Linked DNA regions of Homo sapiens: regions 2, 3, 4 and 5 are each linked to region 1. The links are chromatin contacts, found by Hi-C or POLR2A ChIA-PET in ENCODE. All regions are on one chromosome and are shown on one strand. The core of a region is the stretch at or near the end of the contact, and the rest is flanking DNA. Distances in the headings are between cores, read along the strand shown. Region 1 holds the start of CLSPN (claspin). Region 2 holds the start of TMEM35B (transmembrane protein 35B). Region 3 holds the start of ZMYM6 (zinc finger MYM-type containing 6). Region 4 holds the start of ZMYM1 (zinc finger MYM-type containing 1). Region 5 holds the start of STK40 (serine/threonine kinase 40).

The links. A loop is a pair of places that touch in the nucleus more often than their neighbours do. ChIA-PET counts read pairs that join two places held with the same protein, here RNA polymerase II (POLR2A). Pooled maps may share reads with other maps.
Region 2: a pooled map shows a loop between it and region 1 (9-fold over the local background). The contact joins the promoter of TMEM35B here to the promoter of CLSPN in region 1. A Hi-C loop is called at or near these places in 1 of 37 single-sample maps with no recorded cell type and 6 of 50 pooled maps. POLR2A ChIA-PET finds 5 or more read pairs at or near these places in 1 of 52 experiments (activated CD4-positive, alpha-beta memory T cell).
Region 3: a loop to region 1 is called in a pooled map, with 13 times the contacts of the local background. The contact joins the promoter of ZMYM6 here to the promoter of CLSPN in region 1. A Hi-C loop is called at or near these places in 1 of 37 single-sample maps with no recorded cell type and 11 of 50 pooled maps. POLR2A ChIA-PET finds 5 or more read pairs at or near these places in 6 of 52 experiments (BJ, GM12878, PC-9 and 3 more).
Region 4: a loop to region 1 is called in a pooled map, with 6 times the contacts of the local background. The contact joins the promoter of ZMYM1 here to the promoter of CLSPN in region 1. A Hi-C loop is called at or near these places in 6 of 50 pooled maps. POLR2A ChIA-PET finds 5 or more read pairs at or near these places in 5 of 52 experiments (T-cell, WTC11, activated CD4-positive, alpha-beta T cell and 1 more).
Region 5: a pooled map shows a loop between it and region 1 (6-fold over the local background). The contact joins the promoter of STK40 here to the promoter of CLSPN in region 1. A Hi-C loop is called at or near these places in 1 of 37 single-sample maps with no recorded cell type and 7 of 50 pooled maps. POLR2A ChIA-PET finds 5 or more read pairs at or near these places in 2 of 52 experiments (HEK293 and activated CD4-positive, alpha-beta T cell).

What each region holds. Positions count from the first base shown.
Region 1 is chr1:35,767,514-35,772,521 of GRCh38, forward strand. It overlaps CLSPN (claspin), which reads right to left and starts at 2,465. Exons shown (of 25, transcript NM_022111.4): 1 at 2,334-2,465. The coding sequence starts at 2,357. It overlaps CLSPN-DT (CLSPN divergent transcript), which reads left to right and starts at 2,582. Exons shown (of 3, transcript NR_199050.1): 1 at 2,582-2,735. RefSeq lists a silencer at 2,078-2,307.
Region 2 is chr1:34,982,675-34,987,682 of GRCh38, forward strand. TMEM35B (transmembrane protein 35B) reads right to left here and starts at 2,673. Exons shown (of 3, transcript NM_001195156.2): 1 at 2,524-2,673; 2 at 1,093-1,273. The coding sequence starts at 2,631. It overlaps ZMYM6 (zinc finger MYM-type containing 6), which reads right to left. Exons shown (of 16, transcript NM_007167.4): 16 at 3,491-5,008. The coding sequence ends at 4,430. RefSeq lists silencers at 2,232-2,301, 2,362-2,651.
Region 3 is chr1:35,029,208-35,034,215 of GRCh38, forward strand. It overlaps ZMYM6 (zinc finger MYM-type containing 6), which reads right to left and starts at 2,738. Exons shown (of 16, transcript NM_007167.4): 1 at 2,608-2,738; 2 at 1,340-1,506. The coding sequence starts at 1,432. LOC124903990 (a long non-coding RNA gene) reads left to right here and starts at 3,513. Exons shown (of 2, transcript XR_007065739.1): 1 at 3,513-3,950. RefSeq lists enhancers at 2,040-2,566, 2,567-3,091, 2,748-2,927 and a silencer at 2,458-2,577.
Region 4 is chr1:35,077,479-35,082,486 of GRCh38, forward strand. ZMYM1 (zinc finger MYM-type containing 1) reads left to right here and starts at 1,907. Exons shown (of 10, transcript NM_024772.5): 1 at 1,907-1,964. RefSeq lists an enhancer at 1,814-2,332.
Region 5 is chr1:36,382,166-36,387,173 of GRCh38, forward strand. It overlaps STK40 (serine/threonine kinase 40), which reads right to left and starts at 3,759. Exons shown (of 11, transcript NM_001282547.2): 1 at 3,558-3,759. LOC124904012 (a long non-coding RNA gene) reads left to right here and starts at 4,026. Exons shown (of 2, transcript XR_007065779.1): 1 at 4,026-4,162; 2 at 4,254-5,008. RefSeq lists silencers at 2,917-2,966, 3,267-3,336, 3,487-3,866 and enhancers at 4,073-5,008, 4,097-4,206, 4,237-4,606.

The DNA of each region.
Region 1 (5,008 bases), core at 1,215-3,714:
GACATGATGCCACTAGATGAAAATTCCACACCTGACCTCATATGATGAGCTGCAGTAAAACCTTTGCTTCATGCACGAAATTATTTTAAAATGCTGTATAAAATTACCTTCAGACTATGTGTGTAAGGTATATATGAAATATAACTGAATTTCATGTTTAGACTTGGGTCCCTCCCCCAAGATATCTCATTATGTGTATGCGAATATTCCAAAATCCAAAATGAATCTGAAATTCAAAACGCTTCTGGTCCCAAGCATTTCAGACGAGAGATATTCAAACTGTAGTTGAAGTAAGGTGATGGGTTCATTATACCATCCTTTCTACGGTTGTATAGGTTTGAAAATTTCTAAATAAGACAGTTTAAAAAGTCGCAAATAAAAACCTAAGGAGGAGGGGTGTGTTAGGTGACTTGATCAGTTAGTGACCTTAAAGCTAACCCTAGATGCCAAGTCTACCTCCTTAGTGTTCTCAGGGCTCTGAATCAACTTATTAATAAAGGGAGAAATATGAACATCAGTAATGTAACAGGGCACAAGGCCTCAGCTGAGTGGTTTCTCAAAAAATTATTAAATTGGTCAGGCATGGTGGCTCACGCCTGTAATCCCAGCACTTTGGGAGGCCGAGGTGGGTGGATCACAAGGTCAGGAGTTCGAGACTAGCCTGGCCAATACAGTAAAACCCCGTATCTACTAAAAATACAAAAATTAGCTGGGCGTGGTGGTGTGTGCCTGTAGTCCCAGCTGCTCAGGAGGCTGGGGCAGGAGAATCGCTTGAATCCAGGAGACAGAAGTTGCAGTGAGCCGAGATTGTGCCACTGCACTCCAGTCTGGGCAACAGAGCGAGACTCCGTCTCAAAAAAAAAAAAATTATTAAATTGATTTGAATGCAAGGTACAAATTTTTTTTTTTTTTGATACAGTGTCTCACTCTGTCACCTAGGCTGGAGTGCAGTGGCAGGATCATGGCTCACTGCAGCCTTGACCTCCCAGGCCCAAAGGATTCTCTCACCTCAGCCACCCGAGTAGCTGGGACCGAGTAGCTGGGACCACAGGCGACGCCCGGCTAATTTTTTTTTTTTTGTAGAGGCGGGGTTTTGCCATGTTTTCTATGCAGGCTGGTTTCGAACTCTTGAGCTCAAGCAATCTGCCGGCCTTAGCCTCCCGAAGTGCTGGGATTGCTGAGAATTAATATGTATGCACTGATGATCCTCTCAACAATCCAAAGCAGTAAAACTATTACTTCTGTTTGTGAGTGTGGAAACCGAATTTAGGTAACCAGACAGCTCAAGGAATAGGGCTGCTTTGAATGACGATTATCTTCTAGGCAATTTGCAGCAACGTCAAAGGGCAGGGCCAGTAACAGGGTGGGGTGAGGTCTCAAAAAATTCAGTAATCAAAATGAATAACATTAATGCAATATTTTTTAAAAAATTAAATCAATAATCTACAGCTCATGAGGTAAATAATATGCCCGCTTTTGTAAATAAAGTTTATTGGAAACAGGGATGGAATTAGGGTGAGGTGATTGAGGCAAGGTCGTGCAAATGACTGGTCGGATCTCGTCTTTGTTTAAACGTCTGATATTTTGTTCAATATCAAATCATAAAAAGTTTTTGCATTAATTTTGGTTTTTTAAAAATATTGCATTAAAATATGAGTTTGATTGAGGGTTTTGGCGCCCCTTTAAATTTTGCTCCTAAGGCGGGAGTGCCTTGCCCGAATCCGGCCCAGAAAGGACACAGCTCTGGAAACATCTGTTTTCTATGCCCAATTTCGCCAGGGAGCTGCCAGCCACCAGCCAGGAGCCCCAGCGGTGACTTCCCCACTCGGGGCCCGGTCGGAAAACGCAAAGGGCCTGCGCGCGATGACCTCCAGGGCCCCTCCCAGGCCCAGTGTGGAACTCCCTAACACCCTCGCTCGCCCTCTCTCTGCGGAGAATCCCCCCGCACCGCTGCGGCCGGGTTCGGCTAGAGCCTCCCGGCTTTCAGAGCACCCTGAGGGGAGGAGCTTCCGCGACAGGAAACGCGCCAAAGGGGAGGGCTGGCGGCAGGAACCGGCTGAAGAGGGGCTGGGCTGCCGGCAGTGCGCGCCGCAGAGACCTGGAGCTCTCCGGCCACGGAGCCCGAAGCGCGGGAAGCCCGGCGGCGGGACGGGATGCCCGGTCGGAACCCATCCCGGCCGAGTCTCGAGGCCGCGGGAGCCGGCGCGGCGAACGCCGGGAGCCGCAGTCCTCCCGCCCGGGCGCCTCGGGTCAGCGGGGTCTACCCCGGCCCCACCTAACCTCTCGGTGCCCGGCCTTCTAAGCCCCCGTGGGGGGCGTGTGCATAAACTCACCTCAGAACCCACCTCGCCTGTCATGACTTCTGCCTCCCCTGCGCTCCACTAGGGACGGAGCTGTCTCTGATTCCCTCAGCCGGAGAGCAGCGGCTCCCGCCGTCTCCAGCCCAGCAGTGCTGTTCTTGCTTTCCCGCCCAGCCAGAGTGGAGGTCCCACCCAGATGGTTTGCACCAATCCAGAGGGGGCTTTCCAGCGAGTCCCCGCCCCCTTCCGACCCACCAATCACGCAGCGCCTCTGGCCGCCCAATCTCCTATTACCCAGGCTGAGTTGGCGGGTCGCAGCTGCTGGTAGCGGAGCCTGGGGGAGCTGGAGGTGCACGGGGGCGGGGCAGTCGGTACCAGGCGAGCCGTGGTCTTTGACCTTTGACACTTGCCAAAGCATCGAGTGCGATTGGAGGGGTGAGTCTTTCGGGGGGAAGTGAGCTGGGAAACGGTTCCTGGGCACCTGGGAGTGTCCTGTACCTGAACTTTTTAGAGGAATTCCAAGGTTCCCGTGGGGATTTTCTCCACTGACTTCATTTCTGGAGCAGCTAGATCCTGTGTGCCTCTTGTACATGACACTTACCACTGAATATATATATATATATATATATATATATATATATATATATATACACACACACACACATATGTACACACATATATACATACACATATATACACATACACATGTATGTGTATACACACACACTTTTTTTTTTTTTGAGATGGAGTCTCCCTCTGTTAGCCAGGATGAAATGCAGTGGCGCGATCTCGGCTCACTGCAACCTCCGCCTCCCGGGTTCAAGCGATTCTCGTGCCTCAGCCTCCTGAGTAGCTAGGATTACAGGCACCCGCCACCAACCCCTGGCTAATTTTTGTATTTTTAGTAGAGACGGGGTTTCACCATGTTGGCCAGGCTGGTCTCGAACTCCTGATCTCAAATGATCCTCGCCTCGGCCTCCCAAAGTGCTGGGAGGCCTCATACCCCTCACAGGCGTGAGCCACTGTGCCCGGCCCACTTTTATTTTTTAAAGAGGGCCGGGCTCCATGGCTCACGCTTGTAATCTCAACGCTTTGGGAGGCCGAGGTGGGAGGATGGCTTGAGTCCAGGAGTTTGAGGTTAGAGTGAGTTATGATCGCACCACTGCACTTCAGCGTAGGCGATAGAGGGAGACCTTGTCTCTAAAGAAAAAAGTTTTGTGGGCTGCTCAGATACCAAAGAATATGGTTGGATAATCTTTATAATTCTCTGTAGAGTTAATTTGAGGATGTAGAAAGCACTCATCACTCCTAGAGGGCATTCTACCTTTAAACAAGGCTGGAAAAAGAATTGAAGCTCTGAAATCAGGTTTATCCCAGACACAGTTCTTTTTTTTTTTTTTTTTTTTTTGTTGAGACAGAGTCTCTCCCTGTCACCATGGCTGGGTGCAATGGCGTGATCTCGGCTCACTGCAACCTCCGCCTCCCGGGTTCAAGCGATTCTCCTGCCTCAGCCTCCTGAGTAGCTAGGATTATAGGCATGTGCCACCACGCTCAGATAATTTTTTGTAACTTTAGTAGAGACAAGATTTCACCATTTTGGCCAGGCTGATCTTGAACTCCTGACCTCGTGATCCGCCCGTCTCAGCCTCCCAAAGTGCTGGGATTACAGGTGTGAGTCACCGCACCTGGCCTATCCCAGACAATTCTAATCCCAGTTTTGCCACTGTGCTGGCCATTATTTTTTGCCTCTCCAGGTCAATTCTCTGTCCTTCCTTTACCCTGGTGTGTGTCAAGGCAAGGCTGACCTCTCTAGACTGTATTATCCCAGCTCCCTTGCCCTTCTGGTTGGGTCAGGCCCCTGTAAAGACACCTTATAAGGTTACTGTAAGGAGATGAGAGGCCACCAGGAAAGAAAGGTCAGAGTATTTATTGCTCACTTCACCCTCCATGGTCATATCCACTGCCAGTGTGGCCAGCTTGGCCCAGCTTGCCCAGGACTTTCCTAGTTTTAGCACTAAAAGTCCTGCATCCTGAGAACCTCCTCAGTCACAGGTATACCAAATGGTTGGTTCTTCACCCAATCCACTGGCCTCCTCTTCCAAGTTTCCACCTTTAGCTGGGTTCAGAAAAAAGCTCCCTCTCCACATCTTCATTTCTTTACTTCCCCACCATCTCTCAATCCACTTCTGTCCCCACCAACAAGAGCCCATCATCCATCCTCTTCTCTTTTTGTGTCTTGGTTTATCCACCTTTTCATCCATTTACTATTAATTTCTACATCAACGATTCCCAGGTATACATCTATGGCACTCCCCATCATATATGGAGGGCTAACGTTTATTGAAGCCTTACTCAGTGGCAGAAACAGTTGCAAGGATTTTATAAGTGTTATCTTATTTAATCTTCAGAGTAAACTTGTAATATTATTATCTCTTTCTTAGAAGATGAGGAAACCAGACTTTTAAAAGGCTAGAAACTGGTGGAGCCAATTTTCAGACTCTATGTGACTTCAGAGCTCATACCCCTCAGAAAGACCCTGCCTGAGCATCCTCTGTGTTCTGCCTCCTTATCCTATGCTGGTTTCCCTGATAACACTTTCCTTTGCCTGAAATTTTATTTATATCTATTTGTCTGTTGTTGCTCCAAGAGAACAGGCGTTTTGTTTTCTTGGCCTCTGTATCATTGCAACCTAGAATTGTCTTTCTTAA
Region 2 (5,008 bases), core at 1,423-3,922, 780 kb before region 1:
TCATGTTGGTCAGGCTGGTCTTGAACTCCTGACCTTGTGATCCGCCCGCCTCGGCCTCCCAAAGTGCTGGGATTACAGGCATGAGCCACCGTGTCTGGCCCCTTCTCCTTTCTTAATCCTACATCTACTAAGATTAAGATGGAGGGAAGGACTAGCCCAGGGGCTGTTGGTTGGAGGTATGGGAAAGATCTGAAAATGGGAGAAGCTCCAGAGATGGAAGCAAGCCTGGTAGCAGTGGCAGCAATGGTAACAGATGCCAGGGCATATAGAAGAGCCTGAAGATATCTGGCCTTTGAAGCAACAGCTGTCTTTGTACATCAGCAGTTCCTGTGGGCAGAGCTACTTGAGGGGGACTCCCTAGGGAAATTCTCTGCCTTCCTGTTCAAGGTTCTCCAGCTTCCCTGCTCTCTACACCAATCTGCCAGACACATGCATCAAATGGCAGCTGCTCCTCCATCCCCTCATCCTAGGAGTGGATGTGTGGAGGAAGGAGCAGAGGCGCTGAGCTTGCAATATATCTTCACAAGGCAATACTATGCAGCCATTAGAATTGAGGAGGTAGAAGGTACACTTAACATGTGATAATGTTCTAGCACATTAAGTTTAAAAAGTACCTGTGCTAGGCCGGGCATAGTGGCTCAAGCCTGTAATCCTAGCACTTTGGGAGGCCAAGGCGGGCAGATCACGAGTTCAGGAGATCGAGACCATCCTGGCTAACATGGTGAAACCCTGTCTCTACTAAAAATACAAAAAAATCAGTCGGGCGCTGTGGCAGGCGCCTGTAGTCCCAGCTACTCGGGAGGCTGAGGCAGGAGAATGGTGTGAACCCAGGAGGCGGAGGTTGCAGTGAGCAGAGATAGTGCCACTGCAGTCCAGCCTGGGCGAAAGAGCGAGACTCCATCTCAAAAAAAAAAAAAAAAAAAAAAAAAAATACCTGTGCTAGTTTGAAGACCATGGAAACTGTGGTAGAGCAGAAAGTGCTCTTGATCCCAGAGAAAAAAGAAGGGTGGCAACAGTAAGGGGGAACAGCCAGGTCTTTCCATAATCCTCCCCCAGAAGACCCCATTTTCTCAGGCCAGTTGGCCCCCTTACCCATCATGAGCAGAATCAAGAACAAGTTACTGATCTCTTGCAGCATCGGTGGGCCCATGACCAGCAGCAACCCAGCCAGCAGTTCCAGAAAGCCCACAGCTATTTGGTAGTTCAGGGGATCTGGCTGGTAGCCAAATACCTTCAGCGGGAACACCTCAGCAAACTGCACGAACAGGGCATTCTAGGGGTGGCAAGGAATGCCTGTTAGCCTCATTGTTCAACAAGGATGAGCTCCCCAGATGCTCCATGGCATATCTATGCCTGTGCCCTCAACTTCCCAGAGAAAAGAACTACTACTCTAGGTCAGGTCCAGGGCTGAGGTCAGCCTGAAGAGGAGAGGGCTGCCCTGTGGCGCTGAGCTTTGGAATCAGGAAACAGGCTCCATGCTCCAAGTGGTACAGAGATTGATCTTCTCACTAGACCTCTCAAGAGATTACAACCCAGCCCCAAATCCCAGGAGGAGGGGGCTGGGCTTGGCTCCCTAGTGCCAAGGCCTGGGGAATTCCACAGTTTCCTTCTTTGTGTCTGGCCTGGTTTCTCTTAAGGCTGCTGTACAGGGAATATTTGGAGGTGAGGCAGAGTTAGGTGGGCTCAAAGTGACTCTTCTTGTCAAGGCAGGCCCTCCCCTGAGCCAAATGACAACTTCATCCTTACTTTCGGGGATACTTTTTCCTGTTCCCACTCCTCAGCTCTACCTCCCCTCCTCAGCTCTGCTGGGAAGCAGCTCTAAGCTGTCTGTCTCTGGGGATTTATCCAGGCCTTGGAGAGAGATGCCAGCAGAGGTCTACAAGTCTGGCTCTTTTGAGGGACTGGGGAGATTGGTGAACAGGATATGAAAGCTTTCCCATGAGTCTGGAACTAGACAGAAGGCTGAAAGACGACTTCAGGGCATCCCTCTCAGGCTTCCGAGAGAGGCTTCCCTCTCTGGGTTCCGAGTTAGGAGTGTCTAGCTTGTGTCCTGCTTCCTGACTAGATGTGCAATCTTTAGCAGATATACTTGCCCTTCAGGGCGGGCTTCCTTCCCTGCAAAGCCAGGATTACTACACCCCAACCCCACGAACCTCCCAAAAACTGAAGCAAACGGCGAAAAGAGGGAAGAGAGCGGGAAGTGAGCTCATTTTCCCACCGCATCATCCTCCCCCAGGGTCCGGGGGGGTGGGAGGGACCTCCTAAGGCTCTAGATTTGCCTGGGGCCACCAATATTCTGCAGGAAGGGGAGGTTCTGTCCCCTTCCGTCTAGGGAAGATCCAGAGAACTCGAGGAACTCCCCAGGCAGGACCTGCGCCTCAGTCGAAAGCCAGGCGCTTTCCCCCAGCTCCAGCTGAGCCTCGGAAGCCCGAAGGCGGCCTGCCGGGCCGGGGGCGAGGAGCGGCAGGGCGGAGCACACGCCGCCGCGGGCCCGATCCCCTGCCGCCCGCCCGCGCCGCTCACCATCCGCTCCGAAACTGGAGCCGAGATCTCCTCCGAGAGCTTGGCCAACCCCACGAGCGCGAAGAAGCCGCCCAGCAGTACACGCAGCACCGAAAGCAGGAGCGCCATGGCCGCGCTCCCCCCACCGTGGGTTGGCCCCGCCGAAAACCCGCCCCTGCCGCCGGCTCATTTCCTCCCTCCCCGGGGCAGCCGGAAGACTCTCGCCTGAGCTACCGTCCCCCACCCTCCAGGGGGTCGCGAGGCTGCAGTACTGGGGCAGGGCGCCCCCATCTTACAGGTGGGGACACTTGAGGACCACTGGCTGGTAACTGACTAAACAGGCACCTTTGGATTCAGGGAGTGTTTCCCAGCCAATACGGAGTGCTGGCAGACACGGGTGGGTGTCTGGGTGCGGTTCAGCTACCATCAAAAGACCCCGGGCTTCGTTCCTGCCTGTGCCACACTAGCTGTGGGATCTGAGCTGTCACCCACCCCAAAGGGCCTCAGTATCTGCATCTGTATATGGGGATAACTCAGTTCTCCAGAGTTTGTAACAGGCCTAGCACAGTGCCTGCACATGTAAGAGCTCAGAAAGTTATTTGTAAATTAGTAAATTAATTTATAAAATTGTAATAAATCAATAACCATTAATTATTAAATAAGTCTCTTTGCCTGAGATATCTTTTCCCTCTAATTTATCTCGGCTGACAATGAAATGTGAAAGGTGTTTGAAAATTCAGATACTTGCATGGATAGAGAGGCTTTCACTGAACCAAGCCCTACAGTCCACTCCTGGCCCATTTGCTCTTACCTGGAAATCTGTCTAAAGCTGGGATGGGCAAACCATGGGCCAAATTTGGCCAGATGTCTGATTTTTTTCCATGCTTCTCCCCTTCCCCCAAGCTAATAATGTTTGTTTACATTTTTTATGATAAAAACATTTTTTAAAGAAGCTTGTGTGACATAGGAAAATTATATGAAATTCATATTTCAGTGTTCATGAATAAGTTTTATTTAAAAACAGCCACACTTATCTGCATATTGTCTATGGCTGCTTTTGCACTGCAACTGCAGAATTGAGTAGTTGTGACAGTATGGCCTGCAAAGCTGAAAATATTTACTATCTGGCTCTTTATTTAAAAAGTTTGCTAAGCCCTGGTATATTGGGCCAGAAAGGCCCCAAGCAGGGGTCTCAAATCCCCCTGCTGCTTCCATTTATAGTTACCCAAGCTGCTTAGATCTATCTTTTTCCAGCTGGGCACGTTGGCTCACACTTGTAATCCCAGCACTTTGGGAGGCCGAGGCAGGTGGATCACTTGAGGTCAGGAGATAGAGACCAGCCTGACCAATATGGTGAAACCCCGTCTCTACTAAAAAAAATACAATAGACGGGCATGGTGGCACATGCCTGTAACCCCAGCTACTTGGAAGGCTGAGGCAGGAGAATTGTTTGAACCTAGGAGGCAGAGGTTCCAGTGAGCCAAGATCACGCCATTGCACTCCAGCCTGGGCAACAAGAGCAAAACTCCATCTCAAAAAAAAGATCTATCTTTTCCACCTACTCACAACCTTGCAGGGGTAAGTAGCTGGTTGGCTAGAAGACTGAAATGTTCCACTTGCTTCTAAAGGCCAAGCTGTTTCAACATCCAGGTTGTGCTGTTACATTATAAACTGGGCTTCTCATTACCTGCAGTCTTTGTCACTAGTCCAAATTTAATGAAATAACTAAATTTTCTACCCTAGATTATAATTATACATAATTATTTATAACAATCATAATTATTAAATTCCTCAACAAAAAGGGAAAAATTATTAAAACATTTAATCACTGAAAACACAAATCCACATTAGGAAATTATCTTTTAGGATACTTATACAAAACTTAACACAGGATTATTGACTTCACTGTTAAGCAATGTGCATATTGCTACTCTTTCTCCTTCACTAATTTTTCTATCCTTGGAATTAAAGATGTGACTGCAAGTCTTAGGGCAGGGCCAGAACCCAACAGATTTTTTTGTTTTGACTCAGTCAAAGCTGAAAAGGCAGCATCACATAAATAAACAGTTGAAAAGGGTAATAAAAATTTCATTGCCCTTTCATGGAGTTCTGGGTAACTTGTCTTTGCATTTATCCAAAACTGAGTTACAGACACTGATTTAAATAGTGCTTGTAATCCTAAATCTGAAGATAGCTCTGTTAGCTTTTCTTCTTCGAAGTCGGTGAGATTATTATTTTGGTGATTCATAAAAGGGTGAATTATCCACAAATTTCCTGAACGCAAGTCTTGTTCTGGTGGAAAACAGTCACTGAACACTTGAGAAAGTCCTTCCAGGTGCTCAAAAATAATCCTTGTGATGTCTGTCATATTTAAGCCTGATGAATTTGAGAATTCAGAAAATGAAGGGAACATGTCATAATCATTCTCTTGTGTGCGCTTCAACCACATTTTTAACTTTCTCTTAAATACATCAATTTTATTACACAAATTGAAGAAAGTAGTCAA
Region 3 (5,008 bases), core at 1,488-3,987, 740 kb before region 1:
CTACTGCTCTTAGGATAAAAACCAAAATTTATAACAAGGTCTGCTACGTCCTACATAATCCAGCCTTAAACTATATATACAGCCTTATCATAGAGAAGCAGAATAGCACAAGTTCTGGAGTCTGACCACCTGGATTTGAATCCAGTCTTTGTCATTTACTACTAACTGTGATCTGTGGTAAACTATTTGGCTTTTTTGAGCTTTGGTTTCCTCATCTGTAAAATGGGGATAATAATATGGTGGTAAGAATGGTGCCTGACACACTCTTAAGCATATATAAATATTAAGTTAATAATGTCACATATGATTATGATATAATATATACTACATACTGATATACTAATGCCAGCTATTTTTATTGTTGTTGTTTTAATCATTATCATCATCACCATTTTCATACCTTTTCTGTTCCAGGCTCACTGTTCCTGCAGGTCTTAAAAAGAACCATGCATCTTTCCAACTCAGGGCTTTCCTATTCACAGTTCCCTCTGTCTGTAATACTCTTCTCCATACCCTTTGCCTAATCAATTCATTCTTCATAATTCAGCTTACACATCCTTCCCTTAGAGAGGCCTTCCCTAGCCATCCCCAGGCAGACCACAACCAAAACTAGGTCAGATTCCCCATTTTAGGCTTTTCTTCCAGAGTACTTGTCATAGTTTGTAATTATATATATTACTTGACCAATACTTTTGTAATCTCTGCCTCCTCTACTAACATATAAGCTCTACAAGGGAAGGGACTAAGCTGACTTTGCTCAATCCTGGATCCCCAGAGACTAGCACAGACCACAAATTCTTAACAGAATAAAGGAAAGTACTACCAGATACAAGAGAATTTTTTTTAAGTGACAAGTATGGAAAAATGGTAAATATATTACTTTCCTTCCACACACAAAAAAATCATGTAGTTATAGCTTTCATTCAAAGAGCAAAAAACCAGCCAGGAATGGTGGCTCATGCCTGTAATCCCAGAACTTTGGGAGGCCAAGGTGGGTGGATTGCTTGAGCTCAGGAGTTTGAGACCAGCCTGGGAAACATGGCCAAACCCCGTCTCTACCAAAAATACAAAAAAATAGTTGAGCATGTTGGTGTGTGCCCTGTGGTCCCAGCTACACAGGAGGCTGAGGTGGGAAGATCACTTGAGCCTGGGAGGTGGAGGCTGCAGTGAGCTAAGGAGATCGCACCACTGCACTACACCCTCAGCGACAGCGAGAGCCTGTCTCAGTTTGGGTTATTTTAAACTTACAAACCAGAAGCCGTTTAACTAAAATTTTTCAGTTGACCAGATGGAAAAGAAGGAATTTTTTTAAATTTTTAAATGAAGATGAAATGCTTACTTGAGCATTGTCTGGTTCTTCTTTAATTTTGTCCAGAAGCTCCTGCTGTGGTACCACTGCTTTGCCACATTCACCATCCAAAGGTTCTTTCATTCTAATTTTTTACCTCAAAGAGTGTCTCAGGCTCAAACGAATAGATTTCTTCTTGGTAATGGATAGTTGGACACCTAAAATACATACTCAGGCTTATTCTTTTTTCTTCAGGCTTATCTATATGAAAGAAAAACTTTGTGTTGAGTGCATGAGGCTTCACGGCTCGGCATTTGAAAAACAACTCTTCTGGGGCCACAACTAACTTTTTTCTTTCTTCCTGCTTTCTGTTCCTTCAGTAGCTACATAAGAAAACAGTTTTGGGGCAACAGCTCCCACTTCTCTAATATCTTTAAAGACACACAACACACTCTGGTTTTTTCCTATGTTGAAGGTTATTGAAGGGAATTAGACCAGCAGACCAAGACGTGGGAGGAAGTAATAAACTCTGAGAAGAACGGACTCAAGAAATAGTTTCTGACCCCATAAGAATCAGTACTTAGAGGCCCACGTCGGCTTTTATTTCTCAAAGAGGGGCACAACAACCTCCCGGCCCTGACCTATAACTCAACCTTCACTGGAAGCCTCCCTAAGGGCCCCATTTCTCGGCCTAACGCTAGATGTGAGCTCAAGATGCCATCCATCGCAGGCGAACAACAGGAACGCCCTTACTGAAAGTGAGTCACCTGCCTCTTTCAAGGTCTCCGTGTGAGGGGTGGGGGGCATCAAGCCCCTCAGAGCCCCGCTTCACAATCGCCTTCCTGTAGAAAAGAAACTCAATTGGCCATTCAGTAAATTCCCTTCCCCTAAAAGTCAAAGAACTAAACGGGACGAATTAAACCTAAAACAAAAAGCTCTTCAAAGTTGTCTTTATCCGAATAGTCCGGGATGGAAACGGACAACTGGTTGAAAAGCCTGTTCCAAAGAAGAAATGAGAACTTTTGCGCACTCGCCACAAAATATCTACGGGCGCTCATCCCTCCTCTGAGAACCGCACGCTTTCCGAAATTCTCCTTCCCACCAAGAATTCCCACTCCCATCATTGAGGACTAACGAGGCAATGTGGTCTCCGACTGAGAGCGGTGGACTAGCCAGTGAATGTCAACGCGTCCCTAAGGCGATATCCGCAGCCGCCCCAGCCGCGTAGCCCACCTGGCACCGCCCCCGCCGCAACGCCTCGTCACGTGGTGTGGCCTCCGCCCCGCCGTCCCGCCCACTACCACTGCGGCCGCACCCACCTTCTGTCGCCTCCCTGCTACCGGAGGAGCACTGGAATAGGAACCAAGTCCTCTGCATCTAGACAGGGATTATTTTCTCTTCTGGAATTCCGCCTGATCCATCCCAACGCAACGACCGGCCAACCACGCCTGCGCAGCCTTGGTCTCCGCCCTCTTTTCCCGTCAGGCTCCGGACCTGAGCTGAGTAGAACTTCCCAGCATTCCTCTTTCCTCAATTATGGTTCACTTCTTAAAGAGACCGAGGCTCAATAGTGAAAAGGTGGAGATGGCGTTAGAAGGCGCTGTAAGTGCTCTATAGCATTCTTTTTTTTTTTTTTTTTTTTTTTTTTTTTTTTTTTTTTTTTTGGAGACAGAGTATCACTGTGTTGCCCAGGCTGGGGTGCAGTGGCACAATCTCGGCTAACTGCAACCTCCGCCTCCTGGGTTGAAGCGATTCTCCTGCCTCAGCCTCCCGAGTAGCTGGGCTTACAGGCACGTGCCACCACACCTAGCTAATCTGTAGCATCCTTTAGTGCCCATTTCCTGAAAGGTGGCCTACTGAGAGAGCATGATATTAAATAATACTTGGCTTGCTGAGCACTTCACATGCACCATCCCACTTAATCCTCACCATTTAACCCTAAGAGGTATAATTTTTTAATCTCTTGAGATATAAATGAAAAAACTTGCTCAAAATTGAGATTTGGTTTTTTTAATTCAACATTGTTTCACAGATACGTGTATGATTTGTGACTGTTCATTCATTTTGACTGCTGTATAGTATTCTATTTTATGAATATGATACAATTTTAATCATCTACTACTGATGGACATTTGAGTTGTTTCCAATTTGTGGCTATTAGGAATAATGCTTCTGTGAACATTCTTGTCATTGGTGATGTTAAAAGACAAAATTACAACAAATTTAATTTAAATATCTCAATTAGCTTTATTTGTGATTCTAGAATCTGGCAGCACTTCATTCCATAAAATAGAACAAGTGTTCCAATGAGCTGAGCAGAAGAGGTAGGTTTTATAGACAGAGAAGGGCTGGAGAAAGCAGAAGTAAAGAACAAAAAACAGATTGGTTCATTTCAAAGTAACTTTCCAAAAAATAAATAAATAAGTTAATTTCCTTGTAAAGCAGAACCAAGAAACAAAACAATAGAGAAATAACTGATTGGTTAACATCAGGTAACTTCAGTTTATCTTTTTTTGGTAACGATTAAAGCAGAAGAAATTTCATTATTATGCTAATTGAAACTGGCACTCAGGGGAAATTAGACTCTTATTATCTCTTTTTCCTGACTTTTCAGAACTTCAAATAACAACGTAGTTTCCATTTGATGACATGGAACCTCAGTGTGAGTGACTCCATTTTGATTTTTAGTCTGGTTCATTGAGACCTACTGCAGGAGCTTAGCCCGAAACAATGGCCTACAAGTTTTATTTAACAGTGATACATATGCACACATTTCTGTTGGGTTCATACCTAAAAGTGAAATTGCTTGTTATGTATATGTAAAATTTAGGTAGATAATCTCAGGCAATTTTAGAAAATGGTGGTTTCAGTTTATACTCCCTTCAGCCATGTATGAGAGTTTCAGTTTCCCAACATCCTTGCCAATAATTACTGCTGCATATCTTTTTAATTATAACCATTCTGATGGGGGCATAGTGGTATCTCACTGTGGTTTTAATTTGCATTTCCCAGATTATTAATGAGGATGAGCCCATTTTCTTGTTCCTTGGGTATCTGGATATCCCCCATAAGTGCCTGTTCAAGTCTCTTGCTCATTTTTGTATTGGATTGACATTTTCTTATGGGCATATATTTTAGATATGAATCCTGCTATGGTTTGAATGTATGTGTCCCTTCAAAATTCATATATTGGAACTTAAACATTAAGGCGATGGTATAAGAAGTGGAGCCTTTGGGAGGGGTTAGGCTATGAGGACTCCATCCTCATGAATGGGATTCATGCCCTTACAAAAGAGGGCATTCATGCCCTTCACAAAGATTCATTCCTTTTGCCCTTTTAACCCCTCACTGTATGATAACAATGTTCCTCCCAGCAAGAGGACAACAACAAAGTTTCATCTTGGAATTAGAGAGTAATTCCAAGACAACAAATCTGCCAGTGCCTTGATCTTGGACTTGCCAACCTCCAGAACTGTGAGAAATAAATTTCTACTATTTATAAATTACACAGTCTGTGGCATTTTCTTTTGGCAATCAGGAATACACTAAGATAAGTCTTTTTTGAATATACACTAGCCCCCCTCATCCACGGTTTTGCTTTCTGAAGTCGTAGTTACCCACACTCAACCACGGTCTGAAAATATTAAATGGAAAATTCCAGTAACAAATAATTCATAAGTTTTAAACAACTTTCATTAAAGTCTATTGTTATAATTGTTC
Region 4 (5,008 bases), core at 657-3,156, 690 kb before region 1:
AAGATTAGAAATTATGGTTTAGGAGTCATGCAGCTGGAGGCCAAGATTCTGACCCTCCCTAAACTGCTCCTGAGACCAGTGCTTGAGATATTTTGCAGACCCTGCACTTGATGGATCAGCTGGTACCACCCAGATAGATAAACAGGCTCATCTGATCTTGTGGCCCCCACCAGGGAACTAACTCAGCGCATGAGGACAGACAGCTTCAACTTCCCATTATTTCATCTCCTACCTAACCAATCAGCGCTTCTGGCTCACTGGCTTCCCCCCACCCACCAGTTGTCCTTAAAAACTCTGATTCCCAAATGCTCGAGGAGACTGATTTAAATAATAATAAAATTTCAGTCTCCCGCACAGCTGGCTCTGCGTGAATTACTCTTTCTCTATTGCAATTCCCCGTCTTGATAAATGGACTGTGTTTAGGTAGCGGGCAAGGTGAACCCACGGGGCATTTACAATGACATCACTTGCCTTTGGATGCCCACTGAACCAGGACTCATTTCTGGGTTCCAATCTAATCCCAGTCACTGAGTTGCTGTGTAACTTGGGGCAAATTACCTTTATCCTCTTGCCTTCAGCTTTTCCTTTGGTAGGAAGGGAGCATTAGAGGAGAGATCATTTCAGTAAGGTCCTTTCTAATCCTAACAGTCTAAACAGATTATTATGAATATTAGAAGGTAATAATAAATGTTGGAGAAATTAACTTCAGTTACTCGTATAATATTTCAAATTACCAAAGGGTTTATATTAGATTTGAGGCTAATTCCAAAGGATATTTAAGGACCATAGCAGCAAGGATTAGGAGGCCCTTTTGGTCTGGACCTCACCTTCACAAGGGCCTCAAATTTAGATTTTTGAGAATATCTCCTTTAAAAGTAATTGTCAAATATGATTATAATAAGTTCATCATTCAACCTTATATATATATTTTAGAATCCTCTTATGCCTTTAGGAATAGCACAGTTAGTTCGTCCTATACTTTTTTAGGTGTTGAAAGTATTGTCAAAAAACATTTAAAATATGCCATTATTTTTGACATGCAGTTTGGGGTTATTTTAATTTTTTTTTTTTTTTTTTTTTTTTTTTTTGAGACGCAGTCTCTCTCTGTCGCTCAGGCTGAAGTGCAGTGGTACAATCTCAGCTCACTGCAACCTCTGCCTCCTGGCTTCAAGCGATTCTCCTGCCTCAGACTCCCAAGTAGCTGGGATTACAGGCGCCCGCCTCCATGCCCGGCTAATTTCTGTATTTTTAATAGAGACGGGGTTTCACCATGTTGGTCAGGATGGTCTTGAATTCCTGAACTCAAGCAGTCCACCCGCCTCGGCCTCCCAAAGTGCTGGAATTATAGGTGTGACCCACCACACCCAGCCTGGGGTCATTTTAATTTTAACGTACTAATGAAAGAAGTCTGAACTCCCTCCCTACCTCTGAGGATAATTTCCTTTTACTAGGAATTTACTCTGCAACTGGCACTTTGCTAACATTGCCTGTCATATTTTTTTTTTTTGAGTCCAGCTTCTGCAGAAGCCTGCCTAATGTTTACAAACCTACGATGCAGCCACTACAATTATCCCCATTTCAAGGTCGAAGAAATGGAGATTTATAGAAGTTGTCAAATCGCTTACTAGCACACAGCTAATAAGTAGTAAAGCCATCTCTCAAATCCAGGAAATCTAACTGCCCTGCCTGAGCTCTGAGTCAAGGGTCCTACTTTGGCTGCCAGCCAGCGACGACTTCAAGGGTAAGATCCTATGCGGGCCGTAAGGACTCTTCCCCTCCCCCTCTCCCACTTCTTCTATCCCAAAGTCGCTCTTCCCAATTCAGGGAGCTGGGACCACCCTGAGCCAGCGGCCCTGCGCATGCTCAACCGCAGAGCACGACGGGAGAGGGGCGGGGTCGGCGGGGCCGTTTCGCTTCGAAGATTGTTTCAGAAGCGTTGGGCGGGGCGTCCCTGAGAGAAATTAGTAAGCCTCCTCATGCGGCTCTGGTTTCGGTCTTTACTCCTGCGCCTTACTCGAAAGGGGCAGGGTTTCTGCTGTCGGTCGGAGGGAGGATGACGCGCCGGGTCGGGGTTTTAGAGACGGAGCTTTGAGTGCGGATTCCGCCAGATGGGGGTCGGGAACTCCGGGCCAGGCCCTGACGTGGATTGTGTTTGCCGCCTCCTTTAACCTTGCCCTCATAGACTGGGGGGGTTAGTGCTCCCCGCTTCCAGCGATTCTCGCCGCCTCCTGCTCCTGTGTAGTAACTGGGCCTTCAGACTTTAGTCTCGCTCCGCAGCCTCCGTTTCAGAAGCCCCATCACACCTGTATCTCTCCTTCATTGAGCAGTGATTTTTCAAAAGTTTGACTCCTGGCCGGGCGTGGTGCCTCAAGCCTGTAATCCCGACACTTTGGGAGGCCCAGGCGGGCGGATCTCTTGAGGTCAGAAGTTCGAGACCAGCCTGGCCAACATGGCAAAACCCCGTCTCTACTAAAAGTACAAAAATTAGCTGGGCTTGGTGGCAGGCGCCTGTAATCTCAGCTACTCAGGAGGCTGAGGCAGGAGAATCGCTTGAACCGGGAGGCAGAGGTTGCATTTAGTCGAGATCGTGCCACTGCACTCCAGAGCGAGACCCCGTCTCAAAAAAAAAAATGAAATGTTTGCTGAACCCCAAAAGCACAGTTTGAACGCTGCTGATTTACAAGATTAATTTTAAGGTATTTGGTATCAGGGACCTTCCTGACATGACCCATGTCTACTTTTCAAACTTTCCAGTTCCTTCTACTAGCACTCTTGCACTTGTACTTTATCTGCAACAACAGTCCCACTCCTTCTAGTTCCCATATATTTGTGCTTCTTTTTTTTTTTTTTTTTTTGGAGACTGGGTCTCGCTCTTTGGCCCAGGCTGAGTGCAGTGACACGATCACGGCTCACAAGCAGCCTCAGCCTTCCGAGCTTAAGCGATCCTCCCACCTCAGGTTCCAGAGTAGCTGGAACAACAGGTGCTCCCCACTACGCCCAGCTAATTTTTGTATTTTTTGTAGAGACAGGTTATCTTCATGTTGCCTAGGCTGGTCTCGAACTCCTGAATCGAAGCAATCCACCTGCTTGGGCCTCTCAAAGTGCTGGGATTACAGGCTTGAGCCACTGTGCCCGGCTATTTGTGGTTTTGTACATGCTGTCTCTATACCAGGAATATCCGCCATCATTGGTTGGTAGACACTTTAAAACCCAGCTCAAATTTCACCTCCCAGAAGACTGACCGTCTTCTTTTTTCATTTCTTCTCAGTACCTTGTATATACTTACTGGTTGGGACATCCTACTCATCAGTGTAACCCGGTACCAAGGCACTTCGGAAATGATGGCTCTTCATTGCCTGCAGAATTAACCATGGACATTTTAGTTTGGTTTGAAAAACATATAGCCTTCTGCCTCCAGCCTTCCCATCAGGCTAGTAAAAGACCTTGCAGAACTCAGTTGAATAAAATAATTTTTTTTTTTTGAGACAGCATTTCACTCTTGTCTCCCAGACTGGAGTGCAGTAGCGCGATCTCAGCTCACTGCAACCTCCACCTCCAGTTCAAGTGATTCTCCTGCCTCAGCCTCCCAAGTAGCTGGGATTACACCACACCTGGCTAATTTTTGTTTAGTAGAGACAGGGTTTCACCATGTTGGCCAGGCTGGTCTAGAACTCCGACCTCAGCTGATCCACCCTCTCAAAGTGCTGGGATTGCAGACAGGAGCCACCGTGCCCGGCCGAATAAAATAAATCTTAGCAAAGTGTAATGTATAAAGAAGTGGTATAATGCGAAGAAATAAGGGATAGGAGTATATCTGCTTCCAGACTCTGTTTTGTTTTTGCTTGTGTCCATACCACACTATCTTAATTTACTGTAGCTTTATAAGCCCTTCCAACATTTTTTTTTTTTGATATTGTCTTGGTTATGCTAGGCTCTGTATGCACATTGTATATACATTAGAATTACCTTACAAATTCCACAAAAACCCCTGCTGGGATTTTCATCTACAGCTTAATTAGGAGAAAAATTAATATTGACTCTTTCCATCAATGAGCATTTATTTAGATCTTCCTTAATTTCTCTCAGCAATGTTTTGTTTTCACTGTAGAGTTCTTTAATAGCTTTCATTAGATTTATTCCTATATTTGATATTTATGATGCTGCAGAAAATGGTTATTTTTATATTTTTCTGTTCTAGTATAAAGAAATAAAATTGATTTTTTGTTTGTTTGTTTGAGACGGAGTCGCACTGTGTCACCCAGGCTGGAATGCAGTGGCACAATCTCGGCTCACTGTAGCCTCTGACACCCAGGTTCAAGTGATTCTCCTGTTTCAGCCTCCTGAGTAGCTGGGATTACAGGTGCCCACCACCATGCCCAGCTAATTCTTTTGTATTTTTAGTAGATACGGGTTTCACCATGTTAGGCTGGTCTTGAACTCCTGACCTCAGGTAATTCACCCATCTCTGCCTCCCAAATTGCTAGGATGACAGGCGTGAGCCACTGCACCTGGCCAAAATTTATTTTCGAATGTCTTGCTAAGCTTAATAACTTGGAGATTCTTTTGAATTTTCTTTGTATAGAATCATGTCATCCATGAATAATAACAATTTTAACTGCCTTTTCAAAGTTTGTCTTTTATTTTTTCTTGCTTTATTGATCTAACTAGAACTTCTACTACAATGTTGAAGATAAGTGATAAGAAAAATTCTAAAATGCGGATCTTGTATTATCCTATAATTCTGCTGAATTCACTTATTCTAATAGTTTCTTTTGCGGGGGGTGAGTTGGGGGAGGTTCCTTAGAGTTTTCTATATGCAGTCATGTCTACAAATAAAAAGTTTTCTTCCTTTCCAACTTTTTTTTTTTTTTAAATGGAGTCATGCGCTGTCACCCAGGCTGGAGTGCAGTGGCATGATCTGGGCTCACTGCAACCTCCACCTCCTGGGTTCATGCAGTTCTCCTGCCTCAGCTTCCCGAGTAGCTGGGATTACAGGCGTGCACCACCA
Region 5 (5,008 bases), core at 2,509-5,008, 620 kb after region 1:
ACATTTACTCCCATGTATACTTTTTTTTTTTTGAGACAGGGTCTCACTGTGTCACCTAAACTGGAATGCAGTGGTGCAATCTCGGCTCACTGCACCCTTGATCTCCTGGGCTCAAGAGATCCTTCCACCTCAGCCTCCCTAGTAGCTGGGACTACAGGTGCGTATGACCATGCCCAGCTAATTTTTGTATTTTTTGTAGAGACGGGTTTCGCCATGTTGCCCAGACTGGTCTTGAACTCCTAGGCTCAAGCGATCTGCCCATCTCGGCCTCCCAAAGTGCAGGGATTACAGGCGTTAGCCACCGCGCCTGGCCAACCCATGTATACTTTAAAGTACTATTTTTTTCTCAGCAGTCCTACTTCTATTTTTAAAAATAGTTCTTTTAAAGAGCCAAACTGAATCATCTGCATGGCTCCCATACAGACTGGGTAAACTCCCCTTAGATTTTCTTTTCAGAAAGAATAAAATAAAACTCTGTGATCTTGTGATCCCTCAGGACACTTCTGACAGCTCAATGGGACATAGTTCTAGTTGCCATGAATTGCTGCAACTAATTCCTAAAAGTTCTTTCCTGTAGCCTGTAATAAGAGCTAACATTTACTACTCAGTGTCTGTTAAGTACTCATCCTGTAACATCTTACTTACTCCTCACAACTGCCCTATTACGAAGGTACTCTTATTGTCCCCATTTTACAGATGAGAAAGCTGTGGTGGAGAGAATAAGTAATCCCTAGTGACCAGCAGGGATAGAAGTAGAACACAGATCTGTCTGATGGCAGAGCCAAATAAGCTTTTTTTTTGAGACAGAGTTTCGCTCTTGTTGCCCAGGCTGGAGTGCAATGATGCAATTTTGGTTCACCGCAACCTCCGCCTCCCAGGTTCAAGAGATTCTCCTGTCTCAGCCTCCTGAGTAGCTGGGATTACAAGCATGCACCACCACGTCCGGCTAATTTTGTATTTTTAGTAGAGAAGGGGTTTCTCCATGTTAGACTGGTCTTGAACTCCTGACCTCAGGTGATCTGCCCACTTCGGCCTCCTAAAGTGCTGGGATTACAGGCGTGAGCCATCATACCCGGCCTCAAATAACCTCTTAACTATTACAATCTACTGCCTTCCCCAAAGGTCAGATTAAAAGCACAAGTTAGCAAACACAGCACCCTTTACAACTGGCCTTCTGAGAGGGCAGTCTTATCTCTCCAGCTGCTCAAGCAACCTACAATCCCAGGAAGAGAGGGGCACATGTGCCAGGCACTTCTGCGCCAGGCAGAGAAGCCCAGGCCAATGCAGGAGCTTGCCATCTGGCACTGGTTGCACATGGTGCTTCCTCAGCAAAGATCCATCGCCCCAGCACCAACTCTCCTCTCTCAGAAGCCTAGGTTTGTCTCCGAAGAGTTCTCCAGCCCTTCAGTCGCTCCTGTCCTCCTCCTTCCCTCCTCTACTGGGACTCCAGTGAAATCTTTCTAAAATATGTAACCAATCATGTCATTCCTCTGCTTCAGACCTTTTCACTTGCTCCCGGCTGCCCTGGGCATGATATCTCAAATTGCTAATATGGCATTCTTTCATGAACCTATACTGCTTCACTTGCACCATATCAACTTCCATACCACTAGATTGAACAATCTGAGATTTCTGGAATAAACTATGAGTTTATTTGTCTATCTCGCTCTCAAAGTATTCATTCTCACCTGGCTAAGCCTCCCCTCCTCTCCTTTTAGACTCAGCTCCAGCATCACTTCTGCCAAGCCTTTTCATGGCACACTCCCGTCCCCACCCCACCCCCAAGGCTGAGCTCACAGCTTTCTCCCTTTCTCCACTGGGCTCCCACAGTACTCTCTTGCTGCTGCTATTAGCTTCTTCTTCTTCTTTTTTTTTTTTTTTTGAGACAGAGTCTCACTCTGTTACTCAGGCTGGAGTGCACTGGCTTGATCTCGGCTCACTGCAACCTCTGCCTCATAGGTTCAAGCAATTCTCCTGCCTCAGCCTCCCGAGTAGCTGGGATTACAGGCCTGTGCCACCATGCCCAGCTAATTTTTCTATTTTCAGTAGAGATGGGGTTTCACCATGTTAGCCAGGCTGGTCTCGAACTCCTGACCTCAGGTGATCCGCCCGCCTCGGCTTCCCAAAGTGTTGGGATTACAGGCATGAGCCACGGCGCCCAGCCACTACTAGCTTCTTTAGACCACATTTCAACCATTTGTTTACAGGTCAATTTCCCTTAATTAGACTGTATGCTCCTTGAAATAAAAATAGATAACATTTATTGAATTCTTATTACGTGGCAAACATGGTTGTATGTTTTACATGTTAACTTTTTACTCTTCATAATATCTCTCTCTGTTATCATCCTTGTTTTATAGACGAAGACACTGAGGCACAGGGAGACTAAGCAATGTGCCCAGGTACACACAGCTGGAAAGTTGCTGAGCCAGAATTTGAACTCAGGAAGTCTGGCTCCAAAGCCTACTCTTAACCACTATGCTGTCTAGCACTTGCCTCTAGGCAAGGACTCTTGTTGTGGTCATGTGAGAAATGAATGAATGAATGAATGAGGACTGTCTAGATTAACCCAACCAACAACTTGCACAGCACGGCCATTAGGAAGCACTAAAGGAGCTCACAGGCACTGTTTACAAACAAGATTATTTTGGCCCTACAATTACACATTCTGCTCTTCCTTATCTCACGCAAAACTACTCAAAGAGGGAAAGGCGCCCAGCCCAGTATGCCTACCCTCTTCCCCACTGGTTCTCAAAACCAAAGCAAAGCCAACCGGTTTCCTCCAGTGACTTAAAACAGAGCAAAGTCTATCCTGCCACACAGAGGGCGGCTGTCATCTCTTCCTTCCGCTAACAAAAGGGCTTCAAACCTGGGGATTGGGGTGGGCAGAAAACTCGGCATCAGGAATCCGAATGTCCCTACCTAACTGGCTGGAAGGCGGGGCCAAGTGGCGTGGGAATGGGCGGGCCTGACCGGCTCGGCAGGTGAAACACTGACCACAGCAAGCTCTCCTTGGAAAAGGCCGGCCAAACGTGGCCTTGGCAAGCAGGTAGCTGTGACTCGTACCTGAACGCCGCCCGGGATATGAAAATTCCCCAGCAGCGGTAGCGCCCGTGCCAGAGTGAGGGCTCTTGGAGGAAGCCCTGGCTGGCCCTCCCTGGGGACTCGTTCTAACTATCAAGTCACCCTCGGGATTAGGAGGGAAACACGGAGAGGCAGAAGGTGTCTTTTTGGAAAGATCTGGCTGGATTCACACGCCGGTTGCTTCACTCACTGGCTGGGTGACTCTAGGCAAAGCTGGCAGTGCCCACTTCCCAGAGCTGCGGCGGGGACTGAAGCTCCCGCGGCCTCCCGGTACCCGGCGCGAGGCAGCCCTCGCCCCTGCCGCCGGGGAAGGGCAGAGCCCCAGCGGAGGAGGGGGCATTCGCCGGGGCCATTTCTGCTGCACTCAGATGGCTTCAGGCTGTCACTCCGATTCCACCGCCGCGGCCGCCGGGGCCCGCCCCGCCTACCCGCAACCCCCACCCGGCTCCCCGCTCCTGGACCCCTGCCCTCACCTTCGCCGGGTGGTCAGAGCTATTCGCCCATAGTCCGTAGCCCAGAGCCGGGGCTGCTCGGCTCTCCCTCCCGGGGGGCCGGGGCCGGGCTGGAGGCGTGCGAGCCTCTCACCGCCGCCTCCCAGCGCAGCCACCCGAGCCGCCGCCGCCGCCGCCGCCGCCTCCCTCCATGGCTGCGGCGCCGCCACCTGACAACGGAAGTGACGCACCGCCCCCCTCCTCCCCAGCCTTAGCCGCGGCCCCGCCCCCCCGGGCCCCGCCCTCCGCCTGCGTCTCCAGCCCCACGGCTTTCGGATTGGGGCGCCATCTTGACGATGGGCGGAAGACTTCAGGCAAGAGGCCAGAGTCCGATTGAGGATTGGTTCAGGGTGGGGTCTGGGCGAAACCTGTTACACGATTGGAGGCCGAGGCTCTAATGGGGCGGTACTTACTGCTGATCTATATCTGCGGCGAGGCTGGGACGGAGGCACCGCCCCGCCCGACCCCACAGAACCTCGCGGGCCCTACACTCCCCCTGCCGAGGTTGAAGTCCCCAGCGGTTGGAAGATCGGCCAATTGTAGTGTATTTATCAGAAAAGTGACTCATCCTTGATCCTCATTTCCCGGTTTGTGGAACTCTGTGAGGAAAGCCCTGCAGTTAGGCTCAATAAAAGACAGAAATTCCTGTCGCAGCGCTCATAATTCATTTCCCTCTAGGTCTGTCGCCTTTGTAGAAACCCCGAGGATGGCAACCTTCAACCTGGAGATCCCTGAAGCCTTGACCAGGGAGGTTTACAGTGAAGCGTTCCTATTAGCGACTACAGCTATCTAACCTCAGTTCCTCCTGCTGCAGTTTCGGTCCCTTTCTCCTCCTCCTCCAGCAACCACGCCCTCCATGAATCAGCTTCTTGCACCAGCAGATGAGCCCTTTAAAGGGATTGCATCAGGCAAGTGACTCACTGGGGCCCTCTAAGAGCCTGGCTTCCCTCCCTTGGCATGCAGAAGCAGCTAGAAGGGCTCAGTGGCAGCAGCACCAGCGGCCGTAGCCCCACTCCCTTGTCCCAGAGGTGTGAGTCAGGGTGTTTGCTGCTTATGATGTCTAACTCTTGGCTGTCTTTCCAGCTGTCCCCTGGGTCACTCTATATCCATGTGTGGGCACACGTGTCTAAGCTTGTGTGCACTGCTGGGTTTTCCTAGGGTGTGTGGCCACTTGTGTGTATGTGCATTTGTCATCTCCACATAGGCAGTGCCAGGACACAAGAGCTGATATGAGTGAAGTCTGGCTGCCTCTACCTGTGTCCTTTGTCTCTGAATGCCTGGTGCCCACTGAGCTGCTGATAGGGCTGACTAACAAGAGTAATCAGGACAGCTCCCACCGTTGTGCCACACTCTGCATGGAGCACTTGAGACAGTATTAGGTAGGAGGCTGTTTACAGCTGAGGAAGCCAGTGCTCAGAGAAGGAAATTAATGT